Regions from separate parts of the Homo sapiens genome. Here all the other regions are linked to region 1. The links are chromatin loops, found by intact Hi-C in ENCODE. Cell type or tissue: PC-9. All regions are shown on one strand.

The links. Hi-C counts contacts between places; a loop is a spot of excess contacts. Peaks named below come from ENCODE experiments on the same cell type or tissue, not always from the same donor. Only the 100,000 strongest peaks of a DNase experiment are listed, where the experiment ranks them.
Region 2: it touches region 1 in a loop (7-fold over the local background); 3 of 110 quality-filtered maps call a loop at or near these places.
Region 3: a loop joins it to region 1, with 13 times the contacts of the local background. A loop is called at or near these places in 8 of 110 quality-filtered maps.

The regions. Positions count from the first base shown.
Region 1 is chr4:142,715,654-142,723,653 of GRCh38, forward strand. All of the region lies in intron 2 of INPP4B (inositol polyphosphate-4-phosphatase type II B), which reads right to left. Among named protein-coding and RNA genes, the nearest start is that of INPP4B, 130 kb to the right of the region's middle. In PC-9, a CTCF peak has its summit at 4,704 (motif pointing left); a DNase peak (open chromatin) is centred at 4,398; H3K27ac peaks cover 1,532 bases.
Region 2 is chr4:142,468,928-142,476,927 of GRCh38, forward strand. The region is part of intron 2 of INPP4B (inositol polyphosphate-4-phosphatase type II B); the gene reads right to left. Among named protein-coding and RNA genes, the nearest start is that of INPP4B, 370 kb to the right of the region's middle. In PC-9, a CTCF peak has its summit at 4,648; DNase peaks (open chromatin) are centred at 4,334, 4,954, 5,664 and 6,924; H3K4me3 peaks cover 5,453 bases; H3K27ac peaks cover 6,764 bases.
Region 3 is chr4:142,405,135-142,413,134 of GRCh38, forward strand. It overlaps INPP4B (inositol polyphosphate-4-phosphatase type II B), which reads right to left. Exons shown (of 26, transcript NM_001101669.3): 6 at 72-190. Among named protein-coding and RNA genes, the nearest start is that of INPP4B, 440 kb to the right of the region's middle. In PC-9, no CTCF peak of the experiment used is centred here; DNase peaks (open chromatin) are centred at 1,317, 3,027 and 3,967; H3K4me3 peaks cover 1,925 bases; H3K27ac peaks cover 5,598 bases.

The sequences.
Region 1 (8,000 bases):
TGTAGCAGAAGAGAGCCCTGGGAAGGAGCTCTGGGAGAAGTTAGGGTTGCAGTTAGCTATGACTGCCTAACAAATTATCCCAACATTTAGTGGCTTCAAATATTGACATTTGTTTTGTTAACCATCTGCATTTTAGGCTGGGACCATGGGGAGATAGCTTTTCTCTGTTTCACTCATTATCACTTGGGCTGTGGCAAGGCCAGGAGCTGAGACCATTTGAAGATTTGTTTATTTACATGGTTGGCAAATGATGCTGGCTGTTGGCAGAGACCTTAGCTGGACTGTCAGCTGGAACACCTTACAAATGGTTACTCCATTAGGCCTGGACTTTCTCACAACATGATAGCCAGATTCTAAGGACAAGTGTCCCAAAAAAGAGAGAGGCAAGCAGCTTCTATGTCAACTTTATGACCTACATTTGGAGATCACATAGCATTACTTCTCCAGTGCTTAACACAGCAGACACAAACCCACTCAGGTTCAAGGGAGGGGAAAATAGTCCTCACCTCTTGATGGGGATGCCAACGAGGTTCTGGAAAAACATTTGAGACTGGAGACATTGCTGTGGCCATTTTTGCAAACTAATCCATTGTCATTAATTAAAATTGTTTAGTTCTCAAATAAAAGAAACCTTAGTCAAACCTGTTTAATAACATACACATACATATTCTACAAAAATTAGCAAGCTATAGGCTTCAAGTATGGCTAGATTCAGTGACCCAAATGATACTATCGCATCTTTCTAATACTTGCTCATTCATTCTGTATCTTGGCTCTTTCTTATCTCTCAATTTTTTTCTTTTAATTTTTAACTGTTGCATTATCTTCCCCAAACGGCAGAACAAAAAATTACTGGCTGCCATAAGTCAACATCCTGACAATTTTGATCCTAAAAGAAGAATCTTTCTCTCTTAAATAGCATTTCTCATGTTATGGCTATGAATAATTCTGCTCAGGGCACGTGCCCAATCCTTGCAGAATCACTGGATCCTGAAAGGTAAAGTTTCCTAACAGGCCAGGTAGAGGTCCCAAGTCTACATTAGCAGCAAGTATTTAAATCTCATTGTATTAAAGTTTTTTCATATGTAGGATGGATTTCTGGCATATTCATTGTGAAACGACCTCAATTACCCTGCCTCTTCTATCCAACCAATTGTAATGGTCAGTAGCATGCAGTAATTTGTGTCAGTTCTGAACCTTGGGCCTCAAGAGCTCTTTCACATTTCTGCCTTCTCCTTCTTAGAACCCTGCTACCAACATGAGGATAAGGTATTAAGTGATAGGTTAACATAAGTAAAACCTCTAATTCAGTTTCTTACACATAAGAGCAGGATAAATGGTTACTATGATCAATCTTATTATTTCTATTTTCTAGTTTTGTCTTCATAATAACCCTAGGTATGACCATGGCAAGTATTACTGTCCTTTTTATTGATGAGGAAATGAATATACCAAGTGGTTAAAATGTATAGATTACCAAATGTAAAAGTACTGATAGAGTGGGCAGGTAGACCTTGAAATACATGCTAATGAGATTAGTGGCTGCATGAAGGACAGTAAATTTTGAGACTAAATTTTATGAGGATGAATTTTGAAACTGACTTGATGGAATTCATAGTGGCTAATATACATTAACTACTTACTATGTACCAGTAACTATTCTAAGTTTCTATTAATATCCTCACTTAAGTAACTAAATTATGTAAGAATCTTTCTTTCCCAGTTTTGCAGAAGAAGGCAATATTAGACACAGAGCTTAAATAGCTTGCTTCAGCCAGGAAGCAATAAGCTAAGAAGTTACCAGTCTGGGATTCGAACCCAAACTATCTGGCTACCAAAATGTCCATCAATGGTAGACTGGATTAAGAAAATGTGGCACATATACAACATGGAATACTATGCAGCCATAAAAAAGGATTAGTTCTTGTCCTTTGCAGGGACATGGATGAAGCTGGAAACCATCATTCTGAGCAAACTATCACAAGGACAGAAAACCAAACACCACATGTTGTCACTCATAGGTGGGAAATGAGCAATGAGAACACTTGGACACAGGGCGGGGAACATCACATACCGGGGCCTGTCGTGGGGTGGGGAATTGGGGGAGGGATAGCATTAGGAGAAATACCTAATGTAAATAACGAGTTAATGGGTGCAGCACACCAACATGGCACATGTATACATATGTAACAAACCTGCACATTGTGCACATGTACCTTAGAACTTAACATATAATAATAAGAAAAAAGAAAGCAAAAAAAAAAAAAAAAAAGAATTGCCCCTTGTACACTCTTCTGTCTCTGAAACGAAGAACAAGATGTTAGGAAAGGGGAGAAAAAAGTTAAATTCTAGGTAGAAAGAATGGTAAATGCAAAGCCAGCAGGGTAGAAATAAGTAAGTCGTATGCATATGAGATCAACCAGGCTGTATAGCTACAAGGCAACATCTGGGTGAGGAATCGACTGGAAATGAGGTTGAGAAAATTTAGAATGCAGCAGCAGAAAAGCAGTCTTTGAATGTCAGATTGAGGTGTTTGAATTTATGAAATAGCCCAAAGGAAACCCCATTCTCTCTGTTTTAACTTAATCCACTTAAATGTACAAGCAAATGAACATGTTGAGAAGAAATGCACTGATACATATAGAAATGGAAGTTAGCTTTTTAAGTGTAGTTAAAACAGTTTGTTTAAAACTGGCGGGCTCTCTATTCAAAATACCTCATGAGCAGTTGTCATTTAACTATAAATTACGAAGAAAGTGGCAGACTGAAGACAGATGCCCCAATCGGATCTTATTCCTTGCCCCTTCTAGAGAGTTAAGTATGGGAAGCATAGGCTGGACTATTCTAGATCAAGCAAACTTGTGCGTCCGCATCAGGCTCAATGATAAGAGTGTCTTAACTGAACATTAAGCTAGCGCTGTGCCTTCTGTTCATGAATAGCACTTTCTCATGGCATAGGTAGTCAGGGCCACGAGCAAGTGCTATTCATGAATGAAAGGTACAGCATTAGCTTGATGTTCATATTGATGTTCATATGCCAAGTAACTGTAGCATGATTTCAAATGTCTGCCTCATCACCTGTAAACATAATTAAAGAATAACAATCAAAGTCTTGGGGAAAATCCTGTTAAGTCCTTTTTACTGGTAGTTCTAAAATAGAGATGCAAAACTCAGTAAGATTTAAGAAACTCAGTGTTAATCTTATGAAGTTAAACCAATAATCCTCAAATATAACAACTTCAGTATGAAAGTACATATTCCCTGAGCCTATGAACTAGCTCAGTTAGCCCCACCTCACTATACCAACTAAAAAAATCTTAAACATGATAAAGATGTAACATTTACATTAATATTTTCCTTGGTACAATGTGCTTCAGGAAAGCAAATGTTTTTATAATTATCTTTACATCTTGAATGGATTTAAAGCAGATTTTTTTCCAAGGGAGAGAAATGGGAACAACTCTTCCTTTCTCTTTATCACTTACAAACCTGCTTCACACTTGGTTGACTCACACCCAATCACCTATGACTGATTTCTAAATCATGCTTAAGATCCAACAAATTAGATTGAATCCTCCTGCTAATGTAAACCTAACCTTATAAAAAATTAATGGCATTATTTAAAATAACATTATTAGTATCTATTGAACATTGGCCAATACTACAATTTTCTTATTTTTTATTTTTTGAGACAGGGTCTTACTTTGCCACCCAGGCTGGAGTGTAGTGGTGTGACCACGGCTCCCTGCTGCCTCAACCTCTCGGGGGTTAGGTGATCCTCCCACCTCAGCCTCCTGAGTAGCTAGGACTACAGGTGCCCGTCACATGCCCAGCTAATTTTTGTATTTTTAGTAAAAATGGGGTTTCGCGATGTTGCCCAGGCTGGTCTCAAATTCCTGGCCTCAAGTGATCTGCACGCCTCGGCCTCCCAAAGTGCTGGGATTACAGGCATGACCCATTGAACCCAGCCTATAATTTTCTTATTAATTTCTGAAAAAAATGAGATACTTTTACTAATTCTTAAAAACTAAAAAATTATATGTACTATAATCCATGGAAAATATCATTTTTTCTTATTTCTAGATGATGTTGTCAACTCATGAGCAAACATTCATAATACTCTATGGCATCTATCCAAAAGTTGAGTACCTTGTAACAACTGAACAGAGATCCATGAAAGTTTAGAAATTATTAAGGAAAAAAATTAAAGATAGAATTTACTAAGTAAAAAGGGCACAGATGTGGATGCCGAAAAATTAATACTACACAATCTTCTGATGGGCTATAGCACCAAATGCTGTTACAAAAACAGAATGAAACAAAACCAAAGCACAAATACCCATCCAATGATGGCATAAATGAATCATAAAGTATCAAAGCAGAAGTTTAGAGCTCTGGCATCAGGTACAATTCCTGACAAATTACTCAAGTTCACCCATAATTCGTCATTGTCATCTCAATGATACAGAGAATACTGGAAGTAAAAATAACTTGTTACATGTGAACAGAAACTGGTTTAGAAAATAATTCAAAAATATTTTATGCCTGCACTCCTACTCTTTGTACGGCAAAAAAAATAGTTCTTAAACTTTCAAATTAAGTACCTACTATTCTCAGGTAAGATGTTCTAATGAAGTATCATTTTTTATTGTTAGCAAATTAAGGTCACAGGACCCCTAGGAGGTTGCTGCTGACATCTAGTGGCATACTTTTTAAAACATCAAATTCATTAAAAATATAGAGAGCTATCCCTCATTACCCAGTGGGGTATGGTTCCAGGTTTCCTCTTTCCCAATGTACCAGAATATGCGGATGTTCAAGTCCCTTATATAAAACGGCATAGTCTTTGCACATAACCTATGCACATCCTCCCAGACACTTTATATCATCTCTAGATTATAATACCTACTACAGTGTAAACGCTATATAAATAGTTGTTTTACTGCATTGTCTTTTAATTTGTATTATTTTTTATTGTCTGTTTTTTTTTCCAAATATTTTTGATTCCCAGTTGGTTGAATCTATGGATGTGGAACCCATTAATATGAACAGCCAACTGTATATGTGTATATATATACATATATATATATATATACATATATATATAATCTCTCTCTCTCTCTCTCTCTCTCTCTCTCTCTCTCTCTCTCTCTCTCTATATATATATATATATATAGTTTTCTTATTTTTTATTTTTTGAGACAGGGTCTTACTTTGTCACCCAGGCTGGAGTGCATCTCGTGTGTGTGTGTGTGTGTGTGTGTGTGTGTGTGTATGATTTTCAGCATCATATATATAGAGAGAGAGAAAGAGAAGAACAAACATACATTTATGTTCAAGCGTGTACTTGCAAAATCTAGTGGACATGTTACCAATTATTTGTAGCCCAGATCACTTTGTCTTCAATGATGTGATTCTCCTTCCAAAGTAATCTTAGTGCTGCAAAACCAGAAATAAAAATGAGCAGATCTGCTAAAGCCTTAAAGGAACCAATTCCCTCAAAGACTTTAGTCTTTTACTGGGAATTGCCAATTCTCTGAGAGCCCCAATTCCCAAAGGCTTCTCCCCAAACCCAATAGGCCTAATTTCTTTTCAGCTTTCCAAATAACCATGACCCTACTCCATTTCCATACCTGGCATTTAAGTACTTTTAGGATCTTAGCCTAGAGAGACTCCACTATAGAGCAGAGTATATGCTCTTGCACAAAAATGCTTTTGTTGGGTAGGGCAGGTTAGATTTTTCTGCAATGATGTATGGAGTGGCACAAAGCCAGTAAGTGATAAAATTAAGCTGTCTCCCTTTGGTGAAGAGAATGTGTTCCTACAGTGGTGTTATAAATTAGTTGATTGGAATTTAGATTTTATTCTTATTAAAACGATGTCATAAGGCCGGGCGCTGTGGCTCACGCCTGTAATCCCAGCACTTTGGGAGGCCGAGGCGGGTGGATCATGAGGTCAGGAGATCGACACTATCCTGGCTAACACAGTGAAACCCCGTCTCTACTAAAAATACAAAAATTAGCCGGGCGTGGTAGCGCGTGCCTGTAGTCCCAGCTACTTGGGAGGCTGAGGCAGGAGAATTGCTTGAACCCGGGAGGCAGAGATTGCAGTGAGCCGAGATCGCGCCACTGCACTCCGGCCTGGGTGACAGAGAGAGACTCCGTCTTAAAAAAAAAGATGTCATAAAAGCATAGTAGGTTCTCCAGGTAGTCCTAATTAATACAAAACATAGCAAAATTATAACTTTCTTATTACAAAGAGATCTTTTAGTCTTTTAAATATACCTTCAATGGAAATCCTGGAGATTCAAGGAGCTCATTCACTCAAAATTTGTCTGCTTTACTCATAAGGAAAAGTAAACGTGGCTGGCAGAAAGATCTTTTTTACAATTATATTGAAGAAAAAAATCCGTGTCTGTGTGTGCACCTTTATATATGATATCAAATTATATATATATACACACACACATATACATATGTATACATACAAGAATATACCAGAATATGCAAATCAATGACAGTATGGCGGATACCACAACTAAGTGTGAGTGAATGTAGTGTAGGCTGGCTAAGGGAGAAAGGGAGTTGTAATATAATGAAGGTCTCAGAAAGCATCTTAAAGAGAAGTTTTAAGGTTACATAGTTTTTGGAATAAAGAAGAAAGCAGACCAGACATTCAAAGCCAAGCTTTAAACCTAAGCAAAGACAAGAATGTTTGGAATATGTGGTGTTAAGAGAGACATAAATAAGGTAAGAAACATAGCTGGGGAATTGATGGAAGACCTTGAACAGTAGCAGGAGCTGATTCTAGACAATGCTGTGGTTTATAGTTCTGAGAGTTTCAAAAAGATAAAATATTGCACAGAAACTAATACCCAGAAGAGTTAAAAAGACCAAGAACTTTTTGCAAATGAAAAAAATCATAAAAGCCACATTCTTAAAAACTACCATAACAGCTTCTTTTCATGTAAATTTTTCTTTAATAATTACTTTTTAATCACTTCTCCATAAAAATGTTCAATGATTTATTCTCTGATTTGCAGTTTAAATACTCATTGGGAGCATACTGTGCTGATGTTATGAATATGTTTTTGTAAAGCATTGTATGGTATATATCAGACATAGAACCTAATTTCGGCACTGTGAGATTTACATGTACTTTTCATCACTAGCCTTAAACTATTTCTAACTCTCATTTAAATGCATGGTCACTAACTTATTAATCAACCTGCAAGTTATGATGCTGTACTTTCAGTTGTTATTATAGTAGGTATGTGATAAATAATAGAAAATATAATCTGTAATAAACCCTTAAAATATCACAAGATTTGTATCCTTTTAAATCTCAACATGTATCACATCTGTATCATTTCCTACATCAAATAAACCAAAATAAAACCAATCTGTAAACAATATATTTACAACTTATTTCTTACTGTCCTTGAACATAAGTAACCCTGTATAGTAGCCTTATAACCCAGTTTCTTTTCAATTTACAAAATTGTGTTTACAGAAAGCCTAAATATAGTAAACCTACAGTACATAAAAGAATTGCTGAATTCTTAATATGCTATTTCAATTTCCTCCAGAAAAAATTCAATATATGTGAGAATAAAATTTAACATTCCTGCATAATAAAAATATAATTACAGTCATGAAATTTTCTTAATTGAAATTTGATCTATTTCCAGGACATGTAAACCTATGTAAAAATTGAACAGAATCACGGTCTGTATTTTTACATGTAATCCTACCATGGTATACCTACCAGGTATATTGAAAGATATTTTAACCTGACTAATTGAAGTTCCCTCCATCTTTGGATGACAAAATTAAGAAAATTGTAACTATAACTTATAACCAATAACTTCACATTAAAACGCTACCTGAAAAGTTGTTTAAATGCCCTTTTTAAAAGAGTCAAATGTAGAACTCACAGGTATCTGCACACATAAAAGTGTCGGTTAATCCAACAGATTGCATGCTGAGCCCATTGCCAGA
Region 2 (8,000 bases), 250 kb before region 1:
ATATGTGTCTTGGAAATTATTCACATATAGCTACTAGAATCTAGATTAAACTATTTTTAAGATAAATGTTAAAATTAAATCTAATTTCCCAAAGGTTTTAAAAATCTTATAGTTGTTGCTCAGTTTCCATCCCTAATTGTAAAGGCAAAGTAGAATTAAGCTGACAATGGCATTCTCAACATAGCCTTCAGGTCAACAGAAAAACTGTAAAAAAAAAAAAATTCTATTAGAATTAATAAAATAACTCAAAGTTCAAGGATGCAAGGTAAATTTGCAGCAATAGCTTTTCTATATAATAGCAAAAAATAGAAAACAAAATTTCCAAAAGAATGCAGCTCCCAATAGCAGCTATAATAATCCAAATTACTACAGCAGTAACAACAAAATCAATAAAGAAATTATGAATAACTCTGTAAGGAAAATTATAAGAAGCTATAAAGAGAAGTAAAGAACTGTAACACGTGTAAGTGGGGAAATATTTACAGCATAAATATCAATTCCTTCCAAATTAATTTATATTTTTAGTATAATTCCAATGAAAATTCTAATGAAAGTAATTTTAGAAGCTCTTAAAATTTTCCAAAGTTCATTTGAAGAAAGTATTCTAGATCATAAAGAATATTCTGAATATTAATAAAATGTTTTGCTCTAATGATAAAATATATTTTGTGACATAACATGTAACACAGTGAAGAAATGGCTGAGAAAGTGATTTACAGATTAGTGGGAAAACATGGGTATCCCAGAAACATTCAATTTTATGCATTTGCTCATTCAACAAATATATAATGCCTGTCATATGCCAAGCACTGCACTAATTATTAAAGGGACAATATAATTCCTTCAGATGTCTGGTGGGGAAAAATTAACAATTATTTTTATTACAATTGAAATTGATATAAATGGGCATAGGACTCCAAGGTTGCATATAGATAGCGAACCTAAACCCAATGTATAATAAAGTGAGCACCACAAATTTATAAAAAAGAAATGAAGTATTTAATGATTGTTGAGACAGTTGCCTATCCTTTTAGAATAAAATAAATTATGTTCCATTAGACAGGGATATAAATTCCAGATGTATTATGGAAGTAAATACAAATAAAATACAAAATAAAAAGTAAAGAAAAATGGAATTGATAATTTTCACACTTTTTTGGAGGGGTCAATTCTACTTTTGAAGCTTATAAGTGCTAGAAGAAATTATAAAGAAAACGCATAGCAGATTGGGCTACATAAAAACTTCCCTAGTTTAAAAAAAAATAGGAGCAGATATAAAATTATTTGCAACAAAGGCAATATACCAAAATCTATTTTGTACAAATACTAAATATCAAATGAGAAATATTTAAAAGATGCTTCACAATGAAGAAACAATTCATGAATAAACATATGAAAAATGTTCAACTTCATTAATACTCAAGGAAATAACCATTATAAACAATGATCAACAGTATTTCATCTAACAAATTGGCAAAGAAGAAAAAGTTCATACTTGATGCTATTTTGAGATTGCTTTGAATGCTACTTTCCTACATTCCCAAGAGTATTTTCTAAGAACTCTAAAAGTGTTCCTACCCTGTCCCAGAAAATCTAGGAGGCATTCTCACCATATGTGGTTAGCACAAGATGCTCATTTCAGGCACATCCTATTTTAATACCCACTATACAATAATGCTGTTTAGACAAACGACTGTCAAATATTTATCATGATATTACAAGTACCACAGCCAGCATGTGGGAGGCATGCAATAAATATGTCGAATGTTGAATAAATTAATGAGCTTGTTTCTTCATCATTAAATAAGTGTGACATTGGCTTCTCAAAATATGTTTTCATATTCTTTGATCTAGTAATTCTAATTTTGGGTTTCCATTCTAGAGAAATAATCCTAAATGTATAAAAAAGTTATATACACAAGTTACCACAATATGACCAAAGTAGGAAAGAAATAGAAACATCCTAAATATTCAACAATAGAGGAATCTTTGAATAAATTGCATTAACTAATTTGATGGAATGTTAGGTCACTATTAAAAAGACGTTAATGAAGAGTTTAAAATGGCTTATACCAAAATGTTAAATGTAAAAAGCTGTATTTAAAAGTTGTATATCTCATTTATGACTATGGTTTGTGTAGCAGGTAAAACTCCGTGTAAAATTCCATCTTACTATTCTTTAACTTTATCTCCGTGAAGAAGTTACCTTTTTTAAGTCTGCTTTTTTCATCTATAAAATGGGAAAATGACAATACTGGCTATCACCAAATGCTGTTATTTTTAATTAACGATCAAAATAGATAATTCAAACAATGTTAGCTATACCTATCTCACAGTAAGTGTTCATGTTTCTACAGCTATAGCTTTTTTTTTAAAGCATTAAATGAAAACAAAACCTAGCATACCAGAAAGTCTAAATGCAAATACGTCAATGTGTTGGCAGTAGTTATTTTTGTTTGGTGGATTTGGCTGTCCAAAACATTTGGAACATCTCTCCTACGTCAAGGAAACATCCCACCTTACAAGTTCACACATCACCAAGACGGATGCTAGAAATCCACTTCTTAGTCTTCCTTATACATACAGAACAAATATATGGCCTAGGCTTTTCTGATACCATTGTTCAAGACTTCAGCTCAGAAAAAGAATCCATCTGGCAACCCATTCTGAGAAATGACGCCTTTGCCAGCTGTCAAGACAGTGGGGGCAGAGGTTCTGCCCTGAGGCCCAGCATCAGCAGTGTAGGCAGAGATACCTGTGCTAGCAGCAGTCACAGTGAGATTTCTTTGGAGCAGTGCTCGTGTGTATTTAGCTGGGGTTGGAGCTCCTGAGCACCCGCAATCCAAGCCTGAGCACCCGCAATCCAAGCCTGAGCCTCTGTTCTTTAGGATTTTAGTGGATCCTAGGCACTTTTGCCTTCACCAGCCCCTTCCTCCATAGTATACACACACACACACACACGTATATGTTATATAATAATATTTTATGACTGCATTGGTATAAAGATATATTAATATGGAATAAAAATCTTTCAACCTACAAATTATTTTTTTTCAGATTTTGAAAGCACTGTGGGCCTTAGCAGTACGCTTATTGAGTAAGTTCACCCTGCTTAATGTTTTCAAAGGAATTCCTTTTTCCTTTAAACTAGCTGGAGTATACCTGACTGTACAGGTGGCAAAACTACAGTGAAATTTTCACTTTGTTGAACATTTCTAGGAATTCTTAAATTCTTTGGAAAAGTATGTCTTACTTAGTAAAGAGAAAATAATACATTTATGAAGAAAAAAAGAAAATCTGAACAATTAATTTATCTTCAGTAGCTTATAGCATCAAATGAAAAAAATGCATATCTCAGAATCTTAAGCTACAAAAGTACTGTAAAGATCATTGTAGGAAAAAAAAAAAAAAGTCATTGTGTCCAATTACCCATCTGCTATTTCAATTACCTTTACCCCATACCCTGACCAAGTTGTCATTGTCAGTGATACCGAACCCAGTAAGTACTATCTCTGGAAGAAAAGCAGACATTCTGTCTCTTGATTATATGACTGTTAAAAGTTCCTCTTTAATACTGAAAAAGAAAATATATTTCTGAAATATTTTTCCCCAAATGTATCTCCAATATATGAATATTCTTTATGTTCCCATTTTAGATCCCCAATACCAGTGCCTCAGAATTATTACATAGCTCCCCATCTCAAAAGATTCTTATACCTACTTGCACAAATTTTTTCCTTTGAGTCTGTATCAATCTATGATTTCCGTAGGCCACCTGTTTCTCCAAAGCAAAGATGTGAATTACTAAATCAGAGGCACTGTATCTCTTCAGATCATTATTTCTTTGACCCCCCATCAGAAGAATACAAACTTGCATGAGGTCATAGTTTAAAAGGAAATTTGGAATCCAATACAAAATGCAGACATTTGTATTTTGAAAAGAAAAACTTTTCTACTTTATGAATTTTTCTTGAAGTAGCTACCCAAAACAAAATAGTAAAAACTACACAAAACTAGAACTCTGGGAATACCAATTATCAGTCTTGGTACTGCTCCTAAATCCTGTTACCAACAAAATCAAGGTCTCTCAGATAAATTAAATAATAAAGACAATTTAGACTCTCAACATTTGATGACTTGATTTCTAATAAAGATTAGATCCCTTAGGACATTAGCTACATGACTAAGTAAAATTAATAAAACTGATCAGTGTCATCTGATTTGTAGTTGATATTTCCTTTTTGGGGGAAAGGCCAAAATGGCAGACTAGAAGCCGCTAACAAGTGCTACTTCTAGAGGAAACAAAAGGGCTAGTGAACACTGACCCTGCAGGCTGATCATCTGAGCAACCACATCAGAATCCATCAAGGCAGCAGAGGAACGCAGAGAGCAGAAAGGAGCAAAGCAGGACACCACCCTGTCTGGGCTTAATGTAGAGTCAGCAGAACCTCTCCAAAATGGAAAAGGATGAGTAAGACCCCTCTTGGGGATACACACTGCCTACAGGGACAAATGCAAGACTGGGAATGAGATCATCCCTTTGGCCCACTCCACGGCCCCCCACCATGCTTCTAGACTGAGGCAGATGTTTTCTGGAGGCAACTCTCAAAGTGCAAGGGGAACTCTAAAAGACTTTGGCCCCAGAGCAGACCATCACCAGCACAATAGCCCCAACAGAGGTCGCAGTTTGGTGCCTGAGAGCAGTAAGATTGCTCCACCCAGCTCACTGGACAAGGTCCCATGTTAGGTTCTAGTCCAGCGGTCCCACTTCTGCCATAACTTGGCTGGCAGCCACCACCTCCTGTTGTCCTTGGAAGTACCCAGACAGCAGGGCTGGTGACTCCATGACCCCCACAGATAGCCAGATGGGAAACACCTGCTAGAACTTCCAGCCCAGCAGACTCACTTCCCTGTGAACTCAGCTGGAAAGTGCAGCTTCCTGTTATCCCGGGAAGCACCCAGATGACAAGGCAGGTGACCCCACCCACCCTTGCCTTGGATAGCCAGGTGGACAATGCTTGCTAGTTTCTGGTCTAGTGCTCCTGCTTCTGTGTGTACTCAGCCTTAAGGCATAGCTTCCTGTTGTCCCAGGAAACATCCGGGCTGCAGGGCAGGAGACCCCACCCACCCTTACCACTAGTAGCCAGGTGGGCAACACTTGCTAGAGCTTCCGGTCCAGTGGTTCCACTTCTGTCTGAACTGTCAGTGGACACAGCCTCCTGTTGTCCTGGGAAACATCTGTGTAGCTGGGCAGGTGGCCCTCTCCATTCTCACTACGGGTAACCAGGCTAGCCATACCTGCCAGAGCTTCCAGTCCGATGATCCCTCTTCTGTCTGAACTCAGCCAGTGAGTGCAGCCTCCTGTTGTCCCAGGAGACATTCAGACAGCAGGGTAAGTGACCCTGCCCTTGCCTCAAACTGCAGGTAGCTAGGCTGGCAATGCCTGTTAGAGCTTCCAGCCCAGTGATCCTTCTGCTGTCTGAGCTCAGAAGGCAGGCACAGCCTCCTGTTGTCCTGAGAAAATCCTGTAGAGCAGGGTAGGTGACCACAGGGTGAGTAACCACAGGGTGAGTGACCCCACCCACTCCCACTGCTGGTATCCAGGCAGGCAACACCAACTAGAGCTTTTAGCCCATCAGTCCTACTTCTGTGTGAACCTAGCTGGAGGGCACAACCTCTTGTTGCCCAGGAAAACACCCAGACAGTAGGGCAGACTACCCCACTGACTCCTGCTGCTGGTAGCCAGGCAGTCAACGCCTACTAGAGCTTCCAGCCCGGCAGTCCCACTTCTATGTGAACTCAGCCGGAGAGCACAGCCACCTGTTGTCTGGAGAAACATCCAGATGGCTGGATAAGTGACTCCACCTGCCCCTACCTCTCTTAGCTAGGCAAGCCACACCTGCTAGAGCTTCCAGCCCAGTGGTTTTACTTTTACTTAAATTTGCCAAAGACCACAGCCTCCTATTGCCCCAGAAACCACCTGGATGGTAAGGTAAGAAACTCCACTCACACCCACCTGTCATAGCCAGATAGGCCACACCTGCTAGAGTTTCTAGACCAGCAGTTTTGCTTCCGTCTGCACTCTGTGGGCAGGTGCAACCTTGTGATCTCCCAGGAAGCACAACTACAGCAGATTAGAACTGACCCAGAAAAGATATGGCCTGTCTGCCAACTGTGGCCCTTGCCTGAGAGAGCCCCATTGATCAGAACACTTAATAAAAGAAATTTGGGCATAGAGACAATAACTGGAGGGGACACCTCCAAGACCCAGGAGTAGAATAGAATCAAAACTAGTCGACTGAACTCATACCACAAGCAAATTTGCAAGGGCATCACAGAATATAAAAGCAAATAAACAAAAAACCCCCAAAAAACAAAACAAAAACAAAACAAAACAAACAAAAAAACATCTAAAGGACAGCAACTTCAAGGACTGAAGGAATATCAGCTCACACAGATGAGAAAAAAAAAACAGTGCAAAATTCTGGCAACTCAAAAAGGCAGAGTGTCCTTCTTACCTCTAAACAACCATACTACTTACCCAGAAATGGTTCTTACCTGGGCTGAAATGGCTGAAATGTCAGAAATAGAGTTCAGAATATGGATTGGAATGAAGATTATCGACATTCAAAAGAAAGAAGAAACCCAATTCAATGAATCTAAGAAATATAATAAAATGGTACAGAAACTAGAAGGTAAAATGGCCATTTTAAGAAAGAACCAAACTGAGCTGATAGAAGTCAAAAATCCACTTCAACGATTTTATAGTACAATTGCAAGTATTAACAGCAAAATCAACCAAGAGGAGGAAAGAATCTCAGAGTTCAAAGACGGTTTCTCTAAATTAACTCAGACAAAAAACAAACAAACAAAACCAACAGAGAAGAAAGAATGAAACCTCTGAGAAATATGAGATTATGTAAAGAGATCATATCTATGACTCATTGGCATCACTGAAAGAGAGAAGCACAAAGTAAGCAACTTGCAAAACATTTGAGGATATCATTCACAAAATTTCCTCAACCTTATTAGAGAGGCAAACATTTAAATCCAGGAAATGTAGAGAATCCCTGTGAAAAACTACACCAGAAGACCATCCCCAAGACATAATTATCAGATTCTTCAATGTTGAAATGAAAGGAAAAATATTGAAGGCAGTTAGAGAGAAGGGACAGGTCACCTACAAAGAGAACTCCATTAGGATAACAGCAGACCTTTCAGCTGAAACCTACAAGCCAGAACAGACTGGAGGACAATAGTCAGCATTAATAAAGAAATTCCAACCAATAATTTCATATTTAGCCAAACTAAGCTTCATAAGCAAAGAAGAAATAAGATACTTTTCAGAAAAGTATATGCTAAGAGAATTTATTACCACCGGACCTGCCTTATAAGAGGTTCTTAAGAGAGTGCTAAATCTTGACAGGAAAGATTGTTACCAGCCACCACAAAAACACACTTAAGTACATAAACCATTGACACTGTAAAGGAACCACACAATCAAGTCTGCATGATAACCAGCTAACAACACAAGGACAGGCTCAAACCTTAAATGTAAATGGACTGAATGTTCCAATTAAAAAGCACAGAGTGGCAAGTTGGATACAGAAACAAGACCCAACTGTGCTGTCTACAAGAGACCCATCTCACATGCAGTGACACCCATAAGCTCAAAGAAAAGGGATGGAGAAATATCTACCAAGCAAACAGAAAAAAGCAGGGGTCGCTATTCTAATTTCAGATAAACCAGACATTAACAAACAGTGATCAAAAATGACAAATAAGGGCATTACAAAATGGTAAAGGGTCAAATTCAACAAAAAGACCTAACTATCCAATGTATACACACCCAATGCAGGAGCACCCAGATTCATGAAGCAAGTTCTTAGATACCTAAGAAGAGTCTTAGACAACCACACAATAATAGTGAAAGACTCCAAAACCCCACTGACAGATAGTATGAGAGTGATTATCAAGGCAGGAAAGTAACAAAGATATTC
Region 3 (8,000 bases), 310 kb before region 1:
GAGAGCAAGAGCGAGCGAGCCAGCAAGAGAGAGAGAGAGAGAGAGATTAATGTAGGCACACAGCATCTCACCTCCACAATTTCGGTGCTGGAGTATCTTGTCAGACTCTGCTCCACGGGGTGGATTACGGAGATCTGCACCAGTGTATTCAGTTTACGATCACGGACAGGAGCCACGAGATCCTTGCATGCTGGCAACGGCAGAGGAGACAGAAAGAAAAGAAACTAACACCATATCTCAGGGAAAACTTCTGCGCCGGGCTGAAAGTGAACTTAGCTACAGCACTGAAGGAAATCTCCTGGGGCTCAGGCTGGTTTTACAGAGGAAGTCCCTTGGAAGTACCTTACAGAAATAGGAAGTCACGTGCTGTGGAGCTGAATTGAGAGTTCATTTCCACTGACCACATTTGCAGTTCATGCAAGTCTTTACTGGTCTGAGATCCCAGCTCTAATGCGTGACTATGCACACATGGCTCAGAAACCTCAGTGACTTTAATTAGCCATTAAGCCCTGGGCTTTAAGTCACACTCCTTGAGGATGTGAAAGTTGATTTGGGCCATATCTGGGAAACTTTGGTGTTCCTTATTGACATGGGTTGGATTAGATCAAGTGTTTGAATTCATACTTGGTCCTTACCTATGTATTCACTAGAACTGGCCTCCCACAGTAATACACACCAACAGAAACAAGGAGAGCAGTTTCTCAACCACAACAGCACACAAGCAGGGGAAGAGGAAGCAGAGGTAGGATTTTTAAAGCCCTGGTCTGGAATTCAAGCTAAGCCTGGAGGAGATGGGTTAATTCTTGCCCAGGGGCCACAAAAGTTAAAAACTTTCCCTTGAGACACCAGGCTCATATTACAGACCCTCGCCACCATACCATATTTACTTGAATATTTTCTCCTCTCACATATCATTCCCCCAATTTGAGGAAGAAAAATCCAGAAAAATATTCCTTTTAAGCAAGTCTGAATCGACTTTCCTCTCTATCCCCGCCACCCTCGCCTCCCACCTTTGAAATAATAATTTTACTCCCTTCAGCTGAGTTGCTGAGATGTAAAGTGCCCTCACTAGAGGTGGTTCAAGTTAAATTCGGCTGGTGGCTTGCTGCAGGCTGGAGCTATGGATGGGGGAAGTAGCCCTGGGTCCTTGATTTCATGGTGAGGGCATGCAGGGTTCTATACCATCCCTACCCCACTTCTCAGACCATAACAGGAAGGGAGAGAAAGATGAGGTATTTAAGGTATGTTGTGGTCAGAGCTTGCAAGGTCCTTACCATTGGTAACAAAGGTAATATGGCTTAAATCTGAAACTTGAAAGCAAAGGAAAGTATAGATGCAATTATCACCTTTCAATTGTTTACAGATAATCTCTTTCAGAAGTACAAGGAGATAGAAAAAGCAGGAACTTCGGAATGAAACAGGCTTGGTTTTAGTCCAGTTCAAATAGCTAGGCAACACTGGGAAAATTATTTAACTGCTTAACTTCTTACCAGACTTTCAGATCCTGCTGCTTCTGTATGGCGTTTTGTCATATACTTTTTTTTCCTTATATAAACCACATGCCTCTAGTAACAGAAGAGAGCTTATGAAAGCATGTATGGAAAAAACATAATAGCTACAATGTATTTAACCCTTACTATTTTTGAGGCATTTTGCTAATTATCTCTCTATTCCTTAAAATGGTGCTTTGAATTATTTCAGTTTTACATAGAACTAGAACTAGAGGCTTGGAAACATGAAGTGCTCACATTTACATTACTAGAATTCTCTGGTAGCTTACATCCTACCCCACTGGCTTCATTTCTCTTCTTGGCATGCCGACCTGCCCTCCTGCACAATGGCACCTCTCTTTGGAAGACCCACCGCCACACCACGATTATTACTCAACCCAAGAGACTTAGAGTTTTAAAAAATACTGGTGCCAGGTTTCAATAATGTCAACGTATCACCGGAAGGAAAGAAAAAGCTAGATTTAGATTTTCACTGTTCTTTGGTGGTTATTTTGATCATTTCCTTTACTTGCAATATGAATGTGTTTAATTTTATTGCTCATAAAATTCAACTGTTGGTTTTCTGCTTACAGTAAACAGCTCTTTTTCCGTTTCCTGATATTGACATATATCTATCAGAATTTTAAAGCTGAGGCCACTGTGTTTCAAATACAGGCATCTTGCCCACTTTCTGCTTGTAGCCCCATCTTTTACCTTGTGAGCTCATGACACCTTTGCTCAAAATAAGTCACTTCTTTTCTGAGTTCTTATCAGACTTGATTGTGGGCTGTGGTTATTTCCCAGAAATGAGCAGCTGTTCTCCATTTTATCAGAGAGACTCTCACCCTCGTTCCCCATAAAAACAGAGAAAATTTCTATTACACTGAAATGTTCTGTCCAACCCAATTTGCACATTCCCTAATACTGATAAAAATAATGATGATGCTTTGTATTTTTATTATATTCCACATCTAAAAACAATACGGTTACATCTTGTCAGGAAAACAATAATAGTTACATCTTGGGCTGCACTTTTTTCTTCCTACAGCTCAGAGGATTTACTGTACCCTAAGTCTTATGCAGCATGATATCCTGGAGAGAACCCGAGATCAGGCAGAATTCCTAAGCTGTGCTCCCAGATTTCCTGCTTTCTAGTTCTGTGGCACTGAGTAAGTCACAAACTCTGACACTTAATTGCCTCATCTATCTACCTACCTCTCAGGGTGGAAGTGAGGAAATTGGGCCTTTTTATAAATGGACTTTTCTATGCAAAAAAAAAGTTTACTAATATCATACTAATATATATTAATATCAACATTTACCAATATCTGGTGTTTTATTATTGTGTAAAATTGTTTTTATTGACTCAGTCATACTCAGCTTTTTAAAAGCTGTTACCAGGTCCAATATTTCTTCATAAATACCAAATTAGTACATGAGTCATTGCATTTCATAAGGTGAAACCTATTCACATCATGGATCTGTACATACTGAATCAGTCCCACCAGACGGCTGATAAATAATGAGTGATTGGATTGTTTTGTGAAGATATTACTCATATGATCACTATAAAATCTAATCCGTATGAGAATTATTTAGCAGCCAATAAAGAATCCTGAAAAATCTGTTTTCAGGAAAAAAAAAAAGTGAATGGGTGAGGTGGCTTATGCCTGGAATCCCAGCAATTTGAGAGGCCGAGGCCAGGATGACCTGACATCAGGAATTCCAGACCAGCCTGGCCAACATGACGAAACCCCATCTCTATTAAAAATACAAAAATTAGCTGGGCGTGGTGGCACACTCCTGTAGTGCCAGCTACTTGGGAGGCTGAGGCACAAGAATTGCTTGAACCCCAGGGGCGGAGGTTGCAGTGAGCTGAGATCACACCACTGCACTCCAGCCTGGGTGACAGAATGAGACTCTGTCTCATAAATAAATAAAAAGTTATATCTGTCTTCCAGCTATACTTACCACTGCTCATTAACCAAATATAATTCTACTCTAGGAGTGGCCTGCATCTGTGGCCTTCATCAGCTCAGAAGACTAAAAGAAAGCAATGCTTTGGGATTTTGCTTCTGTTTCGTTTTGTTTATTTAAGAATTCTACCCACTTCAATCTAATGGTCAGTAACAAACAAATGCTACTGCAATCCTTCATTCATCAGTAGATTTTTAATTTCTGCCTTCTTAATGGCTTTGCTTAGTATTGAATTGTTTAAAAGTGTTCTTAGACCTCAGAAGAGTTTAAATATGCAGGATGTTGATAGATGGGGATTCTAGTGTGCTTGTATCCAGTGTATTTTTTATTGAAATGTGGGAAAAATAATAATACAGAAGGAATATATTTTTAAACCATAATTTGTGACTTGTCATCAGAAAAAAAATAAAGAGCAATAAGTGACTTTTTATTTCCTGATTACTTTTGCTATGGTAACTAGTAACATGAGGGTTCACATTCTACTATGAGTAGCTGTGAGTGAGATGCCTACAGGCATCCCCAGCTCATATTTGTACAGGAGCCAGGCAGTTTTCACTCTACGAGAAGGAAATCCTCAGTGGAAGCATAATAATAAAAATAAATGGAGGGGGCCACATGCGGTGGCTCACGCCTGTAATCCCAGCACTTTGGGAGGCCAAGGAGGGCAGATTGCTTGAGGTCAGGAGTTCGAGACCAGCCTGGCCAACATGGCAAAACCCCATCTCTACTAAAAATACAAAAATTAGCTGGCCATGGTGGTGGGTGCCTTTAATCCCAGCTACTCGGAGGGCTGAGGTGGGAGAGTCGCTTGAACCCGGGAAGCGGAGGTTGCAGTGAGCCGAGATTGCGTCATTGTGCTCTAGCCTGGGCAACAGAGCGAGACTCCTTCTCAAAAAATAATAAATAAATAAATAAATAAATAAAGAGACTCAATATCTCCGGTGACTGAGACTCTATCTCAAAAAATAATAAACAAATAAAGACTCAATATGTCCAGGGAGGGCTAGGCACTGAACAAACTGGAAAGCTTACACTATGTCATAAGATGGAACCTCTATACAAAGTCATTGCCTGAAAAAATGAAGGCCCACTGTGTCCTTGATTTTAGGATTTCTCCAAAGCTTGAAATCCCCAGTCACTGTGCAGGTGAACACTGGAACAGCTGCACAAAATACATCTGTTTGATAGATTTGGCCAGAAGTTTTTCTGAGGAATAGAAATTGCCAAATTCTAGTCTTGACGCTTACAGCTACTACCTAGCCTCTTAGGAAGAGGGCACAGATTTTCTTCTGCTCCAGTAGTTCTCACTGGAGAGTCCAGAGCTAAAAGGTGGGACTCTTCAGGATTTTTGTGAAATCAAAGATACTGTCTATACCAAAATACTGCTTTTTATAAAATATCAGTTTCTGTTTCCTGTGGCCATTATTTCAAAATCAGGTGAAGGCTATTGAGTCCATGATCATTTCTATCATTCCAACCAATTTTGGCTGGAAGCCTAAAAATACCTCTTGATTCACATCAGAGAGCTCAGTCTCAGCAATAATCAATTTGAAGTAGAACACAACTGTTCATTCAGGTGCTTTTGAGTTCAGCAACACTGCTCGAATTCAAGTAGTTGTAAAGCATACATTAGACAAGGGGGGTGTCAACAAGCAGATGCCTGCCCCAGGCTTTCACGAGAGTGGTGGTGTGAACCACTGAGGCACTGTGAATTGGTGGTCAACCCCAAGTGACCATCTCTTTCCCCCTAAGAAAACTTTCTTCTGTGAAGTGAGGTCTTTTCTCTTGCCTCACTCTTACTTCATCTCTCTTCTTGCCATTCATTGTTAATGGAATCTAACAAAATTTATCCTCTTTCTTCCAGAACAAAGCAGTGGCCACAGGTGCGTGGGAATCAGTGAGGGGGATATGACAAGAATTTCCACATCTCTACAATTCTGTACTCAAAATTAGCCAAAGGAAATTTAGACTTAGAGGAGAAACCACATACCATAGTGTATGGAGGATAAAGAAATTTTTTTTAACTTAAGATAAAACCTTATTTGAGAGAGCTATATATGACTTTGGATGAATTACTCAATCTCTTTGAATCTCTATTCTAGCATCTGCAAAATGGAAGTAAAAGAATGTACTTCATAAATTTGCTATAAAGACAATAAGGTAATGTATATAGAATGCTAATATATGAGTCCCTTTAAATTATTATTGACATTAATATATAGTTATACTGTGCATTAACACAAAAAATGGATTTTATCTATCCTATATTTTTATACTAATCATATGCTCAAGATATTCCAGATTGGTCCTAATTTTATATAAAGTTATTCTTTTTTCAATAAAAGCATTTGTTAAATATATACCTGTGATTTTTTTCACCTTATTTTCAGATAGCTAAATATACATTTTTAAAAGCTCTTTACTAGATCATGTGTTAATTGTGAAAATCAGAGGCATCATTAATATGCTGCTTTCTGTGAAATCAGATGTGTACACTTGCACTTGTAATTTTCACCTCTAATGAGGTACTTCCAAATGAGAAACTTACAATGGAGAAAGCAAACTTGACTTTCTCTCTCCCAGCATATGTGCTACATGTAAATGGTCAACTCACCCTTTAAGCAGGGGTTTAACTAGGAGGTTAGGGTTCCATTACTCAGTGGATGATGGCCCACAGGGGAGCACTTGCTTAACTACTGAGATGTCCCAAAGGGTCAGGGAAAGAGTTGCTTCTCTGCTCTGTACATTTCCTTCATCAAAAAGGAAGACTATGGATGCTAATAAAGCTTCTTTTTCTTGCAATTAAAACTAAATGTTACAGCTAGAGCCCAATATAGTCTGATAGAAGCATACCTTCGAATCTAATGAAAGCTCACCTCTTATGCCCTCTACAGACACTGCATAGGAGAAATGGGAGAGATAAATCCATGCCTGTTAAGAGCAAAAAGGGCCAGAGTACAGAGGACATTGGCATCCTAGAATAGAAAAGTGGCCTTAATACAAACAGGGGCCAGGCACAGTGGCTAATGCCTGTAATCCCAGCACTTTGGGAGGCCCAGGCAGGCGGATCACTTGAGGTCAGAAGTTTGAGACCAGCCTGGCCAACATCGCACAACTCCATCTCTACAAAAAATACAAAAATTAGCTGGGCATGGTGATGCGCGTTTGTAATCCCAGCTACTCGGGAGGCTGAGGCACGAGGATCACTTGAACCAGGGAGGCAGAGATTGCAGTGAGCTGAGATTGCACCACTGCACTCTAGCCTGGGTGACAGAGTGAGACTCTGTCTCAAAAACAAAACAAAAAAACCCAGAGCTTTAGGGAAATACCATTTGGCTTCCCACCTCCCTCAATAGCACCATTCTTATCTCACATCATTTCCCTAAGGATGTGCAAAAGACTTTTGCAGCCTAGGGGGCAGTTTTTTATTCAGAAATTCTTAATGTTTGTTCAGGTTTCTCAAAACTGTCACATATATGTCCTTCCTCTTTGTACTTCAGAAAATTAGATTCCACTAATCAACTGATAAGCCAATTTAGGTTATGTTTCCAGTCCAATAAATTATTGGACTCCATTATATGGTTTCACAGTTAACATTCTATACCAGTGATTACATCTAGATTAAATCAGTTTATATCATACATTAAAAGATATATAGAGCACTTAAAAAGCCTAATAGCCCCTCTAATTACTTTATTAGTATAATATGCTTTTCTATTTTTAATCTCCTTTGCCTTTTTTTGTTTTTTATTCTTCCTTCCCCTCAAGAATTTTAAGACAGCAATTTTCTGAAGCCTAGGATGTCAACCTCTCCAGCTCAGATCTCCTGAGTACATTCAGAAGAGGATGCTTCCTAGGCTCAGTGCACTACAATCCATGATAATTCAATTATATATAGTAAAATGACAGAATGTACAGTGTCCCTGCCTATACTAATATCCACACAATGAGAATTGCACAAGCAGTTGGAAATACTCTCTTCACTACTATCTGTTTATGGTTATTTCTTAGAAGAATATGTCTCTATATCATGCTGAGTTGATTTATGGCCATGAATATATATCCTCCCATCTTTCTTCTGTATTCTCTGTAAAATCTTTGAGTCTTTAATTCATTGAGAGTAGCTCTCATCTTGTCCTTCCTCTCATTTTAGCTTATTTTCAATCGGGCAAGCCTGCTTTTTATAATTTTCCTTTGACATTATTCTTTTTTCTTCTCTTCTCTGCCATCTCATATTTCCTCTCCAACATATGTGTTACTCTCATCACTCTGAAAGACGAGGTTATCAAAGTCACCACTCATATATTTTATAAGACTTGGGACTCTAGGAGTCAAGCACACACTGCTCTTAACAAACCACAGCTTCTCCCCTCAGTTCACTGGTTTTAAAGTCTTTATAGAAACAAAACAAAAATGTGTTATGTTCTCCTTAACTTTTGTGTGGGAGATTTTAATTGGCACGCACTTCCTAAAGGACCATGCATCGCTGCCAACATAAGAGATATTTGTTGGAAAAATAGGAACAAATGTATA